Regions from separate parts of the Homo sapiens genome. Here region 2 is linked to region 1. The links are chromatin loops, found by intact Hi-C in ENCODE. Cell type or tissue: B cell. All regions are shown on one strand.

What was found. A loop is a pair of places that touch in the nucleus more often than their neighbours do. Peaks named below come from ENCODE experiments on the same cell type or tissue, not always from the same donor. Only the 100,000 strongest peaks of a DNase experiment are listed, where the experiment ranks them.
Region 2: it touches region 1 in a loop (5-fold over the local background); 7 of 110 quality-filtered maps call a loop at or near these places.

Annotation. Positions count from the first base shown.
Region 1 is chr18:74,331,369-74,339,368 of GRCh38, reverse strand. C18orf63 (chromosome 18 open reading frame 63) reads right to left here. Exons shown (of 14, transcript NM_001174123.2): 8 at 545-654. Among named protein-coding and RNA genes, the nearest start is that of C18orf63, 20 kb to the right of the region's middle. In B cell, no CTCF peak of the experiment used is centred here; a DNase peak (open chromatin) is centred at 4,668; H3K27ac peaks cover 2,841 bases.
Region 2 is chr18:74,278,407-74,286,406 of GRCh38, reverse strand. The region is part of intron 1 of CYB5A (cytochrome b5 type A); the gene reads left to right. Among named protein-coding and RNA genes, the nearest start is that of CYB5A, 9.6 kb to the left of the region's middle. RefSeq lists enhancers at 353-522, 4,801-5,328. In B cell, no CTCF peak of the experiment used is centred here; no DNase peak of the experiment used is centred here.

The DNA.
Region 1 (8,000 bases):
AGACTTTAGGGAAAAGTCTGTAAAGAGAGTCAAACCTATGTTTTCTACCTACCTCCTCCCAGCTTCAATGATTGAATTATTATGTGTATGCTACTGAAGTTCTTTTTCCTAAGCAATTTAAAATTTTATCCCAATAGTCCTGCTTATACTAGTAACAAATTATTTTTTCCTGAAAATAGTACAAACTCAAAACTCAGCTCATATCAAATTATAATGAATCATTATTAGATATAAGTTTATGAGGTTTTATTAATATTATTTTGATAGTTTTCATTTTATAATGAGAAATTTAGAAATATTACCTTTTTTGAAACTAGATCTAATAAGATGTGAATATATAATAAAATTATTAATTTGATAAAGAAAATTCATGGCTTTTGTAAATATGACAATATTGTTTCAATACCTTTGTGAAGTCATAATTCAGTATTTTAAAATTCACCAAAATAGTTTATACTTTTACACATATCAATGTTAAGAAAGCAAAATAAGGGAAACCACCATATTTTGAACCCACCCTAGATATTACAAATTGAAATCTCACCTTGGCAAAACGTAGCACCAGTTGCTTAAAATGGAATGTCTCTCAATGACAGCATGCTTGTTAGCATGAAAATCCTTTATAATACTCTGGGAAATCTCAAACTCTTTTAGCTTTTAATAGAAATAAGATTTGTAAGTCCTCAAATCATTTGGCAAAAAAGGAAACATTTTAAAAGATACATATTTGTTACACACACACAGTAGGTTATAAAGTAGATTTAAAGACTTAAGTTACATTGAATCATGCATAACCACTTTACATAAGTAGTCAAAGTTGCAGCTCACCCTGCTTCTCCTTTATACAATATATGAAGTATTTCATGCTTTCCCTCTTACCATCCAAGCCCAAACTCCTATTTTGCAGTGATTTTAGTTGGTTTTCAGGTGGTTTTTTTAATTATGTTAATTTGCAGGAAGTTGAATCTCTTCCAAAGGAAGGTGTTCATATTTTAAAATAATAGCTTTTAACCTCAATTGTTTTTTTAAATGGAGGATGAGTAAGGGAATTATACCTCCATCTGGTCTTTTGGAGGAGAAAAGACAGAGCCAATGCTCCAGTCTCCTTTTATACCCCTCCCAGCTTCCTAGAACACTTTCTTCCCTGTTCCTCAAGTGTCCTCCCTGTAGGGCATTTTGGCTTGTATTTAACCTACAAGAGTTTGCCAATTACAGCTCTCTTACCCTGGAAAATCTCCCTGAGAGGCACTGTTCCAGTTAGCCAAAGATATAAAGAGACCTCAAGGAGGGTGAAAAAATAAAGTATTAATGGGTGAAAGGACACTATATTAACATTAGACAGAATGATTCATAAACCCTTACCCCATTCTTAACCAACCACCTAACATCTTTTGGGAAACAATGTTCTAACTTCGCTGCCTACTACTTTTCAAGGAAGTCCAACTAAACTGGACAACTTTTTATTGCCTGGACTCCTACCAATAAGGTCCTAATGCCTGGATCTAGACCCATCTTCTCCATGTCCAGTGACTGATCCTTCTCTGAGTTCCTATGTCATTCATTAAGACTAATGGAAATGGAGGAGCAGGGAAGAGCAGAAAACATGAATGCAGGAAGAGGAAGATAAGATATGCTAGTTACGTTGTGAGGTAAAAGAGCAAGGACACGCAGAATGAATAAGGACACATATTTTCCTGTGCACAAGAGATAAATCTTGCACTGTGATGTACTGTGCTTAAGAGATCAGTTGCCTGAAATGTGTGATAAAAACATGGTTAGAGGAGGCATGGTTATGAATGTCAGAAAAGACTGGTTGCAGAGGGAGGACTAAACTGAGAGAAAACAGAACTTAAAATTGAATTCACAGAAGGTAGGTATCAGGTTCAAATGTTTAAAGTTTATGGGTTCCCACATACACCTACTTATATAGCTTGAGTATACATCCTCTGGGTACTTTCTACAGTATTCAGAGACTCAAGTCGATTGCTGCAGGGACCTCAGTAAGTACCAGTACTTATTGTTTACATTGGTCTTTCTCAACACAGATTAAAGACTGGCAAACCACCCAGCTGTTCACCATATACTCCAAGAGACTGCGAATGCTAACCCTTTGTATTTCTTTATTTAGCAAATATTTATAAAGTGCCCTTATATGATGACTAAAACCATACTGAAAAGCAGGTATTCAATAAATATTATTTTCTCCTTATAACGCCAATCTGAACAATTTAGACTTAATTTTCTCTAGGCAATGTTGAAATACTAAAGATATTTAGGCTGGGGACCTTTGTTTTAGAAAGTGAACTCTGTTGACATTGTAAGGAAAAATTAGATAATAAACTTGAAGGAGAAAGGCTGGAAACAGGCCCATATGGAGACTGGTTTAATAGTTCAAGTAAAAAAAGAGAGTCTGAATTAGAGCAACATAAATGGAGGCAGAGAGGAGTCCATTTCAGAGACCACAGTAGGCTATTAAAGACTAACTGGAAAGAGAAAGTGAGAAAGAGGGAAAGCCAAGGATAACTCTGAAGTATTTAGGTAGGTAAATTATTGACTGCTGATGCCACTAATGAAAAGAATAATTACACAGGGGGAACAGATTTGGGGTTGAGGAAGGTGACACATAAATACATTCAGTTTTAGACATAATTGGGTCTGACTGCCATTAGTACATTCATTTGAAAGTATCCAAGAGATGACAGAAAAGTTACAACTATACAAGAATATTTGGGAGGTACTGGTGTATAGGCTGAAGCTACTGAAATGGGTAAGCCTGCTAAGGAAAAGAGGGCTGAAAATGGAACCCTAAGAAACAGCAACATTTAAAATGATAAATGAATGAAGATAAATGAATTCCAGGAGATTCTAGAAAAATCAGTTTCAGATAAATCAAGAGAGGAGATTATTTCAAGAAGAAAAGTGTGAAAAATATTATAAGTGTTTCAAAGATTTCACATATGATTCCCTCAGACATTTTCTTTTTCTCTTAATTCCTCAAGTAACATAGTTCCTATAACACAAATTTTGATACTCCATTAACAAACATTGTTTTTTAATGTATTTTTATTTAACATATATTAGGTTTCTATTTCTGTAAGGCTCTATGGGACATACAAATTTGAACCAAAAAACCTAAGGCTAGGTGAAGGAAGCATGGTACAGCAGAAAGGACAGAGTTGAAGGACAAACTCAGATCCTGAATCTCTTACTACCTTTATGATCCAGAGCAACTTACTTAACTGCTTTGTGTCTTAATTTACTTATTTATAAAATAATAACAATAGCTATCATTTTTTAACCTCTACTGCCAGGTACTATGCTAGGCCCTTAATGTACTTTACACCATAACCTCCTTACAACCCTAGAAGGGATATCATTATCTCCAATTTATAAGAAAAATGGAGATTCTGCGAGATTAACTAACATGCCAAAGAGGCACTGCCAGTAAGTGCCGATCTGAGAATTTTAATGTGATTCTAGGCCTACACTGAATTTTCTGGGTATGTGAATATTAACCAGTACTCAGTAAATGTTCCCTTCTTCTGGTAAGTTTTATGTGTGCATGCTCTTCTTTCTTCTGACCTAGATAAAACATTCTGGGAGGAAAAGGTGTTTTCCATCAGCACTTGGCATATATACATAGTAGTACCCAGTAAATATCCATCTACGAAATAAATAGAAATTTGTTTCGAGGCACTCATTTCCCAAATTTTCCATATAATTAAATTTCAAAGCAAACAGTTTAATATTACATAATGCTTTTCTGAAATATATCCCTCATGTAACTGTGGATTCAATTATAATCTCAATGCACCAAACAGTAAAATGGCAACTTGTGCATATAAATTCCTTTAAGAAACATTTAATTACTTCCAGGAAAGCATTATTTTAAAGTTTAGCACAGTCCAAAATTTGAGAAATGAGTAAATTACTGTTTCAATTACCTCTTAAATTTTTTTATCTCTATTTAAATTGTAAAGATAAGGGCTGAAATCCCATTTTTCATAATGAATTATAATAAACTGCTTCAAAATTTGTCTAAATAGGGTCAAAGGTCAGGATTTAGAAAACTACTCCAATCTCTAGCCCAGAGGAATTAAAAAAGAATTTAGAAACAAAAGTCACCTAGTTCAAAAAATAAATTAGTCTTTCACTCCAGTCAATGCTCCATTCATTCCATAAATCTTTACTAAAGTGAGTGACAGGCACTAGAGTAGGCTCCTATGATAGAAAGATTAATAAGACACAGACCTTCCCTCTAGGACTTCTCAGTTGAATGAGACATTTGCATAGATAATATGTGATAAACAAGGTAGAGAGCACCAAGAGAGATGAGACTTAGGAGCTGGGGAATTCTTCAAAGGGGTGATGTCTGAGATAAGCCTTGAAAGATGAGCAGAAGAAAGGGAATTACAGGCTTAGACAACTGTGAGATCAAAGACATGGAAGGATGAAAGACCATACTATCTTTGAGAAACAATTCATAGTCTGGCTACTTGGAGAGCAGTAATGGGAGATGAGGCTATAAGTAAGATTGGTTTGGATCAGTTTGCTGAAGACCTTGTATATCATAGTAAACAGCTGAGATTTCATCTTATAGTCAATGGAGGCCATGGTAGATTTTTGAAAGGGGAAATGAAAGCAAACAAAATAAACTGGAGGGAAGAGAAACCAGAAACATCCTCCTTCTCACCTCTTCATCCTTATTTCTCCCCTCCCCACAACCTGACCTAATAACTATGAAAGAAAAAAACCAGAATCTCAGAACCCCAAACTCACTATGCCAAAGGGAACATTAAGCTTGGTAACTGAATCACACAAAAACAAAAAACAAACAAAAAACCCCTGCCTTCCTTTCATTCCCAGACAGCTTAGTTTCAGTTTATTACTGTAAATGTAGATTTACTGAGTGAGAGAAATGCATAATTGACTTTTCTGCTACCCCTTTTCATGTGTATAATGTAGATTCACTCAGCTGTAATCAAAGCCTCACAAGAATGTAACCATTTGCCTCATTGCCTACCCTCCTCCTCTTTTCTCCCCTTCCTCTTTCCCCTTCTGCTTGTTCTTTCCCCTTTAAATACTGAAGTCCTCAAAACCCTGTTTGGAAAAAGCATGGGGCACAGATCCTATTGTAACTTGTATTTCTTTTCCCTGGGCATGTCATCAACCTTGGCAAAATAAACCTGAGTCAACTGAGATCTGCCTCAGTCACTTTTTGGTTAACATAACCAATGCCAGATTTTAATAAAAGGAAAATTAAATGCAATTATCTTTTAGGCTCCATGGGGAATAAAAATGAATAACACAGGACCTAGAATCTCAAAAATTTTACAATTTAGTGGGAACATAGGTATATATGAAACTAATTTTTGTAGCAGTCAGAATGTGTAAGACATCATATCAAAAACATAAGTAAAAGTGAGATTCAGAGAAGCTGATGAACAATCATAATTTAGAGAATTGATTTAATTTAACAAGTACATGTTGAGTGTATAATGTTGAATAGAGGAGAGGAATGTTATTGCCCAATTTTTGGTGTTTCCTTCCATGCCCAGAAAGCTCTACTAACACATATTCCTGGAATCATTCTGCTCTGTCATTCATTCCTCCCTAGGGCATATGGATGGTGATATGGTTTGGCTGCACTGCCACCCAAATCTCATCTTGAACTGTAGTTTCCATAATCCCCACATGTTGTGGGAGGGACCCAGTGGGAGGTAATTTACTCATGGGGGCAGTTACCCTCATGCAGTTCTTGTGATAGTGTGTTCTCACGAGATCTGATGGTTTTATAAAGGGCCTTTCCCCCTTTGCTCTGCACTTTTCTCTCCTGCCACCTTGTGAAGAAGGACATGCTTGCTTCCCCTTCCACCATGACTGTAAATTTCCTAAGGCCTTCCCAGTCATGAGGAACTGTGAGTCAATTAAACCTCTTTCCTTTATAAATTATCTAGTCTTAGGTATTTCTTCAGAGCAGCATGAGAATGGACTAATACAGATGGTAAAATTGGGATGAATAACCAGGCATGCTGGCTCACCTCCTCCCCTTCCTCTTGGGAGTTGGCCTGCTGGCAGAGAGTGGTGTTCTGCATTCTGTTTGTCATATCAGAACGAGTGCCTGGTCTCCCAAGGGAGGCCTAAGGTTTTTCCACTACTGCAATAAGTGGGTGGGTAAGTCTGCCTAATTCTAAGGTTCAGATAAACCATGTCCTCCAAGAGCTGTTTTTCCTTTCCAGTAATGAACAGCATGACTATATATCCCAGTTCATGCATGTTGGGCCAGTATCTCATCAGGTTAGTGCCACTTTCACTCTCAGAAGCATCCTATTTTGAGGATAAATTATAATCTCACCCAAGTAATACAAGTGACATTCTGATCTCTATTTATGTCTTACTCCTCTGTCAATCTCTAAATTGGTTCAAACTGAGGTGTAGAACACAGAAGTATCATCTGTAGAAAATTCAAAGTTGAATAAGCCACAATATTAGTCTTCATGATGCTTCTTATAAGGAAATCAGAGGTATAAAAATAGAAATAAGCATGTGAGTATAAACTACAATTTGACTATCTGTCCCCTCCAAAACTCATTTTGGAATTTAATCCCCAATGTGGCAGTATTGAGAGATGGAGCCTTTTTTTTTTTTTTCCCCTCTAAGATGGAGTCTTGCTCTTCTGTAGCCCAGACTGGAGTGCAGTGGCATGATCTTGGCTCACTGCTACCTCTGCCTCCTGGGTCTCAGTTCTAGCAACTCTCCTGCCCCAGCCTCCCGAGTAGCTGGGATTACAGGAATGCACCACCATGCCCAGCTAATGTTTGTATTTTTAGTAGAGACAGGGTTACACCATTTTGGCCAGGCTGGTCTTATACTCCTAACCTCGTGATCCACCCACTTCGGCCTCCCAAAGTGCTGGGATTACAGGTGTGAGCCACCGTGCTGAGCCAATGTGGAGCCTTTAACAGGTGATTGAGTGATGAGGGCTTTGCCCTCATGAATGGATTAATCCATTCATGGATTAGTGGATTAGAAGGTTAATGAATTAATGGTTTATCATGGGAGTAGGACTCATGGCTTTATAAAAGGAAGAGAGACCTCAGCTTCCACACCCTGCCCTCTTGCTATGTGATGCCTTGTGCCACCTCAGGACTCAGCAGAGAGACCCTGAAAGCAAGAAGGTCCTCACCAGACATGGCCTCTATAACTTTAATAAATAAATTCATTTTCTTTACAAATTACCCAATTTCAGGTATTCTAAGCGACAGAAAACAAAGACAGTTTGGTACAGGAGAGTATGAGGGTTTAAATGAGGGTGGGAGATCACACACGGTTTGGAACCTTGGGAAGGTTCCTCATCAGTCCAAGATATACATGTCATGTTACCCATTCCAGTTATTTATATGCAGGTCATCTTCCCTACTGGCTTAAGTGATTCTCCAGGGCAGAAAAGTAGATCCTATTCATCTTGAACTTATCCATTGTCCTTTGTTACTTATCCACATAAGAGGTAATCAAAGAATTAAATGGAAATAAATGAATAGAGGAGTAGCATTTGAGTTGGCCCTTAAATGATGAGCAGGACACGTATAGCCAATCAGAGGGGCATTCTAAGCAAAGAAAGCATCATTTGTTCTATGCCTGGGGTTTCTCAACCTCCACACTATTGACACTTTGGGCTGGATAATTCTGTGGGTGGGGATAAGATGGCTGTCCTGTGCAGGGGAAGATATTCATTAGCATCCCTTCTCTGGCCTCTACCCACTAGATGTCAGTAGCAACACCATCCTTCCTCCACTGTGATAACCAAAATTGTCTCTAGACATTGCCAAATTTCTCATAAGGAGCCAATCATTCATTTCCCTGCCCTCAACCGCTTCCATTGAGAACTACTGGCCTAGAGGAAAGACAATAACATTGAGTGACACTAGTGTGTAAGGTTCTATGCTAGGTGCTATGGGAATCCACAAAATAAAAGACATATCCTTCTACTAAGAAGACAG
Region 2 (8,000 bases), 53 kb after region 1:
AATTATAGTGTTAACTAGTAAACAAAATGACTCAAAATACAAATATTCACATGAAATATAATTGTTCAGGAATGTGTGCTTTGCAAGATTGGAAATCATCCCATTTCAGGAGCTTTTAAACATACAACTTTATTGTGTAAGGGGAAAATAATACATGATCATGTTAAGGAAGTGGACAGTGTGGAAAACTGCAAAGAAGAAACTCAAAGCTGCCTGGAGCTCTGCTCCCCGAAGGTGGCCAGCTTGAGCAGTTTGCACACTCACTACTACAACACCTTGCTCGTGGATGTGCTTTACATCCATGGAAATGTGCTCTGCATGCTGCTCTGTAATCTCCCTTTTTCCCCACTAAACTAGGTGTTGAGGGACCAGTCCTGAATTTCAGTAACTCCTGTTCCCAGGCTGCCTCCTTATTGTATAGAGGGATCCTAATATACGGAATCCTCTTTCCTTCCATGTTTTTAGGTTCCCACCTGCAATTACCTCCTTATGGTAGATCTTTGTAAGTGGGATTCTTGGGTGAAAGGATGTACACTTCTACTTTTTTTTTTTTTTTTTTTTTTGAGATGGGGTCTTGCTGTGTTGCCCAGGCCGTGGTGTGATCTCAGCTCACTGCAGCCTTGACCTCCTGGGCTCAACCAGTCCTCCCTCTGGAATAGCTGGGACCACAGGCATGAGCCACCATGCCCAGCTAATTTTTGTATTTTTTGTAGAAATGTAGTCTCTTGTTGCCCAGGCTGGTCTCGAACTCCTAGGCTCAAGTGATCTGCCCCCTTTGGCCTCCCAGAGTGCTGGGATTACAGGCATGAGCCACTCTAAATTTTGATGGATGTTACCAGAGCACCCTGGGGTGGCACACCAGTGTGTGCATTTCTCGGTTCTTAGGAGTGGAGGAACTTGGTTGCGCCTCATTCACCTCCCTTCCTGAATTTGGCTGTGTACTTCTGTTAAAAAGGGAAATGTATGGAATAATTTTTTATCCCCTTTAGCTTATAAATTCTCTTAAAAGTGAAGCTGTGGCAAGTAATACCTTGTCTATTCTATGAAAGAATTTCATTGTCTGAAGGCTCAAAGCATCAGAAAAGTGACCGGAGGCAGCAGCTGACTACATGGGAAACTGAGTAGCAGGCTCAGAGCCATTTCTGGAGTCTCAAGAGTGTCCTTTCTAGCAGGTTTTGTTGTAGGGACTTGCTCTTTGTTATTTTCCTTTGAACATGGCTGCCTACATTGCATAGACCAGTGCTTTCCAAGGCTTGGGGATAGAGGAACAGAGTATGGGTGTTGAAATTCATTGCCCTTAATTCTGAAAAACAGAACATTTTAATCAAGTGTGCTTCCTTTCCTATTACCCTTGGACCTAGTTTTCTTGGGAACATAGTCTTGAGTGTATATAGTAACTGGGTATCTGTGCCTTTTACTGAGTTCCAACATGGGGACCGGGAGGGTGAGCTGAAGATTGGGTGGGGACAGCTCCGTTCTTGCTGTTGAATAGAATCTGGCCTGTGCTGCCTGTTGGCTTAGAGCTGACGGCTCTGTGGATGATGGCAAGAAGTTACTTTCTTACATCCGTAGAATTCTGTCTCTAGCAGGCCCATGCCAAAATGATGGCATCTGAACCAGCACTGACGCTGGGGAGGCTCTGGAGGGGGCGAGGGATAAGGGATGTGGACCTAAGGGAAGGGATGGGGTGATTAACAGCCTCTAGGCTCAGTTAAGGGTCCTCTCTGCCTGGCTGGTGGGCACGGGAGCCTGTCTGAAATGGAATCACTTGAACTCTTCTGTAGTTGAGGGCCTGGGGAGTGTCAGTTTGCAGCTTGTTTCTTTCACTGCCTGCTATTGTTTGTTCTTGGCAGACCTATTCATTAAGCTTTGTGCAGCTGTGTCCAGAATTAGCCAGGTCACAAAATATATCCAGACTTCTTTCCCTCGTCTTCCTCAGAAAGTGTTAATTAAGTAAATGCCATTCATTAATCGTCCCCAAGTAAATGCTATTCTTTAATCCTCCCCTCCCCAACAATCCCTAGTGAGCTAATAAGAAAAGTGATAGCAGTGGACGTTGGCTGAATGTTTATGGACATTCAGTATGTGCTAGGGAGTGTGCCAAGTGCTTTTTGCACATAAAACCTTCTTTGCGTTTGTGCTTTTAATCTCTCTTTTTTTTTTTTTTTTTTTTGGAGATGGAGTTTCACTGTTGTTGCCCAGGCTGGAGTGCAATGGTGCAATCTCGGCTCACTGCAACCTTCCACCTCCCAAGTTCAAGCGATTCTCTTGCCTCAGCCTCCCAAGTAGCTGGGATTACAGGCATGCACCACCAGGCTGACTAATTTTGTATTTTCATTAGAGATGAGGTTTCACCATGTTGGTCAGGTTGGTCTCAAACCCCTGACCTCAAGTGATCCACTCGCCTCGGCCTCCCAAAGTGCTAAGATTACAGGTGTGAGCCACTGCGCCCGGCCTGTGCTTTTAATCTTCAAAACAACCCTATGGGGTCAGTGGTGATTGTGTCCTCCCTTTTAAAGGTAAGACGGTATGTCTTAGGGAGATTTTGCAGCTTGCTCAGCAAGTCCCACAGACGATAAGGAGCAAAGCCAGGGCTTCAGTCCAGGCTGCGGGCGCTGCGACCCAGTGTCTTCAGTGCTGAGTCTGTTGCTGAGGCTTGAGATCCAAGGAGTATTGATGAGAACCTAGCGTAGCTTTAAAAGCAAAAGTGCATCCCACTGATACAGAGTTGCTGTCATTTGCTGGAGACCTTGATCACTGGAGAGTTCTCTGGAGGAACCAGGGAGAAAGCAAAGGGAATTTGTGATGCAAATATCTGAACAAAGCCAAAACCCTTGGAAAGTTAATGGACAAAAATATGCCTTTCTTTCCATCTGTTGTCAGTTTACTATGTTGCCTTCTAGGAGGTGAAGGAAACAGCCATTCCTGTTTCTTGTAGAGGAATTTTTAAATAGAGGGAGTCGGGGTGGAGTCTTCACGGCCTCAGTTTGTTTGTGACCCAGATGCTGCTCTCACCTGGCAGGGGCTGAATCATCGGTGTGGTTTTGGTTCGGAAAGAGATTGTTTGCACGTGTAGTGGGTATGTGTGAGGAGGCATGTGTTGTTTGGTGAAAGGCATCTTAAATGACTGCCCTGGGAAGGATTGTTTAAATGGAAATCCGAGGAGGTTCCTGCTCTGATAAATCCCTCAGTGGGTCCCGCTCATCTCTCGCCCTCCCCTTCCGGGTCCATATCCCCTCTGCATGTGCCACGAGGTTGGTTGCAGGGTGGTTAGAATATCTTTCTCCTCCAAGCTGAGAGCAGATGCCCTGGTGTGGCCTCTCTTGTATCTTTGCCACCTCTCATGGTGGCCACTGGGCAGTCAGTTCTCAGGATTTCATTGGTTCCATCAAATGGGTGGTGGTTTTATGAGTTTTCAGCTTGAGTAATAAATGCTATTTATGGCATTGAAAAGTGTGATTTCTAGGAGAAGCACACAAAAAAAACTTGATCTTTTGGAAACAGATTGTCCTTTTTCTGTTCAGTTCCTTTCAATGGCTTCCTGTTGCATTTAGAATAAAATTGTATCTCTTTGCCCTGGTTTGGAAAGCTCTGAATGATCTGGTCCTTACCTACCTCCCCCACCTCAGCAAATAACACTGTGTCCTCCCTGCTAATGCCCACACCTGATCACATTGACCCTTTCTCTTTGTTTCTCAAACAAGCCAAACTTGTTTTTACCTTGAAACCTTTGCCCTGGTTTCCCCTGTGTCAGGCTTGGCCCTGTTCAGGTCTCAGCATGGTGTCCCATCCCGTTTTGTGCCTCTGCTAGCAGTTAGACCCTCCCGGCTGTGATATGCTGCTTTTTCCACGCGATGAGGGCTCCTGCCTGCCCGCCTGCTGTGCACCTGGCCCATGTCCGGTGCCAGGAAGTCACTCTTCCGGGGATGGAAGAGGAGAGCCTGGTGGAGGAACAGATACGAGCCCCTGCTCTGTGACTATCTTATTTTTTTCCCCCTTTTTCCATACACAGTGCATACTAGTGTGATCCCTTCTTACTCTGTGGCCCTTGTCCGGTGCCAGAAAGTAACTTCCCAGGATGGAAGAGGAGAGCCTGGTGGAGAAACAGACACAAGTCCCTGCTCTGTGACTATCTTATTTTACCCCCTTTTTCCACACACGGCACATGCTAGTGTGATCTCTTCTTACTCTGTAGGCCTTGGCCTGGGATTTTGTCCCTGAGGATTGCACAGTTAGAAACTAGTGGGACTGTATTGTGAAAGTCTGGATTGTGACATAGTCTCAGAGCATGGAACACAAGAATGGCATCGAGGGAGGCTCCCAGGCAGTCAGTAGAAGGGAAGAGGAGAATTAAAGGTGAGGGGAGCACTTTGGTCTGCATTTTCCAGTCTCTTCCTGCCCAGAGCCCGGGCCTCCACCTGTGCCTGAGATCCTGTTCCCCTTCCCACTCACAGACATTCCCTAAGCCACCCGATGTTCCCCAGTATAAACCAGGCCCCTCCAGGCCACACCCTGCTGGGTTATTCTCATCAGTGTTCCTGCTGTTTTCTCCTTTCCTGCAAAACACACACACACACACACACACCCTCCTCTCCTGCAAAAACACACATATTCCCTTCTCCCCTGAAACACACACATACACACACACACACACACACACACAGCCTCCCTTGACTCTTCTGCCCCCTCCAGGATTTCCTCATTTTTCTGCTCCCCTGAATAGTAGAAGCCTCTGAAAGGGTTGTTAAGCCTGGTCTCCAATCCACCTCCTCCATTCCCTTTTAAACCACACCTGTTCACCACAGCTTCTCTTGCCAAGGTCTCCCAGGGTGCCTTGTGTCAGCTCTCAGTTCTCCAACACAGTGGCTCAGCAGACTCTGACATAGATGCTCACCCTCCTGGGTTGCCATCCTCTCCTGGTTCCCTCCTCCCTCCACCTCCTGTCTCCTTTTCCCACTTCTCTTCTGTCCGACCTCCTTATTGGAGGGCCCCCCTGGGGCCTGGGCTTTTCCGCTTTGGCAGGCTCACACAGTAGCATGGCTTTAATGTGCTAATGAATCCTGGATTGTCACATCCTGGCCAGAAAGACCTCTGTCCTGAACTGGCTCTTGTATCCCTGAGGCTACATCACAGTTAGATGTCCAGTAGGCTTCTCACCCTAACGTGGGAAACACACCTGCTCCCTCTGCATGTCCCCATCTCAGCAGATGGCAGTTCCATTCTCCCAGCTGCTCAGGCCAAAAGCCTGGGGGTTGTGCTCCTCTCTTCTCTTGCTCTCATACCCACATCCAGTCCACCAGGACATTCTGTGGGCCTAACTTTCATAATGTCAGAATCTCACCAATTTTTTACCATGTCTACTGCTGCTCCCCTGGTTGGAGCCTCCATCTTCTCTCGCGTGGTCCCCTCCTGCCCCCGACAGCATATTCTCACCATAATAGAGTGACATTTTAAAGTCAGATGGGGTCAGTCCGTATACTCTGTTTAAACCCTTCAAGGGCTGATTACACTGCCCCATTTTAAGACTTAGGATATGGCTGCAGTTGTCAGGAAAGTGTAGTTCTGGCAGAGGGACACATACGTATGTCCATGTAGCAGAATAGAGAGGCCAGAGATAGACTCGCACAAAGATTTCCACCTCATTGTTGACAGAGATGGAAAAGCAAGTCGATAGAGGAAGGATAGCCTTTTCAGCACATAATTCTGGAACAACTGGACATCAATAACCAAAAACATAAACCTTGACTGAAACCTCACACCTTATGCCAATTAACTCAGAATGGATCATAGATCTAAATATAAAATGTAAAACTTTTTTTTTTTTTTTTTGAGACAGGGTCTTACTCTGTCACTCAGGCTGGAGTGCAATGGCATGATCACGGTTCACTGCAGCCTCCACCACCTGGACTCAGGTGATTCTCCAACCTCAGCCTCCCAAGTAGCGAGGACTACAGGTGTGCACCACCATGCCTGGCTAATTTCCCTTTTTTTTTTTTTTTGTAGAGACAGGGTTTTGCCGTGTTGCCCAGCTGCCAGCTGGTCTCAAACTTCTGAGGCTCAAGTGGTCTACCTGCCTTGGCCTCCCAAAGTGCCAGGATTACAGGCATGAGCCACTGCACCTGGCCGACATGTGAAACTTTTTAAGGTGACTTAGGATTAGGCAAAGAATTCTTAGATGTAGTAGAAATGTGATCCATTTTCAATTCTTTGCACTGGAAGGTTATTCCCCCCAAATAACATATGGTTCCCTGCCTCACCTCCTTTGAGTACTCACTCACTATCACCTCAACACTATCACCTGACCACCGTATTTAAGCCTGGATATTACCCCAGCCCCCTGCACTGCTGAGCCCAGTTATGCTGCTGAGTTTTTCCCTGTAGCATGTATTACCTTGTAACATACGGTATAATGTACTCATTTATTAGTTTTTGCTTCTCTGTGTCCTTCCACTAGAAATGTATGCTCTGTGAATGCAGGACTTTTTCTCTTTTATTCACTGATAAATCCAGTTTTTAGAACAATGCTGGCACATAGAAAGGACTAAATAGTTATTTATTGATTGAATAAGAATTAAAAGTTTATAAATATAAAATACTAGAAAGCTGATGTGGAATGGCTGCTGGGTGACATTGAATAATTTTCTGATACCTTATTTTATTTCTCCTTTGTCTCACCTGCATATTTCAACCCAGTTTATTATGATTAAACATGAAAGAGAGGCCTAGTTATTTGGCATTGAGAGGAAAAAAAACAAAAGAGAGAGATGGGCACATGCCACTGTCAATCCTGCTTTCTTTCCACCTCTGGGCTGAGCGTAGGCTATTCTATTATCTCTTTTGTTTTTTATTTATTTTTATTTATTATTTATTTATTTTTGAGACGGAGTCTCACTCTGTCGCCCAGGCTGGAGTGCAGTGGCACGATCTCAACTCACTGCAACTTCTGCCTCCCGGGTTCAAGCAGTTCTCCCTGCCTCAGCTTCCTGAGTAGCTGGGATTACAGGTGGCTGACACCATGCCTGGCTAATTTTTGTATTTTTTAGTAGAGACAGAGTTTTGCCTTGTTGGCCAGGCTGATCTCAAACTCCTGACCTCAGGTGATCCGCCTGCCTTGGCCTCCCAGAGTGCTGGGGTTATAGGCGTGAGCCACCGCGCCCGGCCTTGTCTCATCTTTTGGCCATTCCAGCTTAAGATAGATCGTAGTTAGAGTAACAGCCTCTCTTAGGTCATCACTCATCTACCACTGGGCCCCCAGTTTTGGTGGCTTGCATATTCCTCTGAGGACATCGGGTTGCATTGGGTTACAAAGCAGGAGGTAAGCTGTGGCAGCTCTGGGCCTGGCAGGACTGGTGCCACAGTGCCCTCCTGCTCTTGTCCCTCAGAAGCAGGCCTGTCCCTGGTCCTTCCCTGTACCCCAAGGTCATCATGTCAGAATTGGTGGCTTATGTACTCTTCAGAGATTAGAGGAAGAATTAGCACACCTGCTTTATTTTATCCAATGAGACAAGTGTAGTAATGGTAGAAGTTGAAATACTGGTCAGGGCATAGTGACCAAAATTTGGTTACCAGTACGTTTTAGACCAAACATTTACTAATTCAGTTCTAAAAGTAATTAAGAAGAATTTTGTTTCTCTTTTTCAAGAAGAGGAAATTCTAACAGCATTCTGCAGGATGATTGCCAGCTCACAGGCTGTGCATAAGACCTGTCTGCCCTTGGCCTAACTAACCTTTAAGAACCATCTCATGTAGAAATGTCTATTATTTTTATCATAGGATGTTTCTGTGAATGTGTGCCATTTGGTTCTGTGATTCAGGAGAATCCAGCCAGTTGATTAAATCCAGAGATAACTTTTGAAGATGAAGGAGAGGTGGTGAGAAGGGGGTCCCTTGGGTTTGGTGCTGGAATTGGCCTTCAGCAATTTACAAAGGCCAGGAACTGTGCCAGGGACTATACATAGTCTCTGTGGCAATATAAAATGGGGATGAGGAAGAAGGAAAAG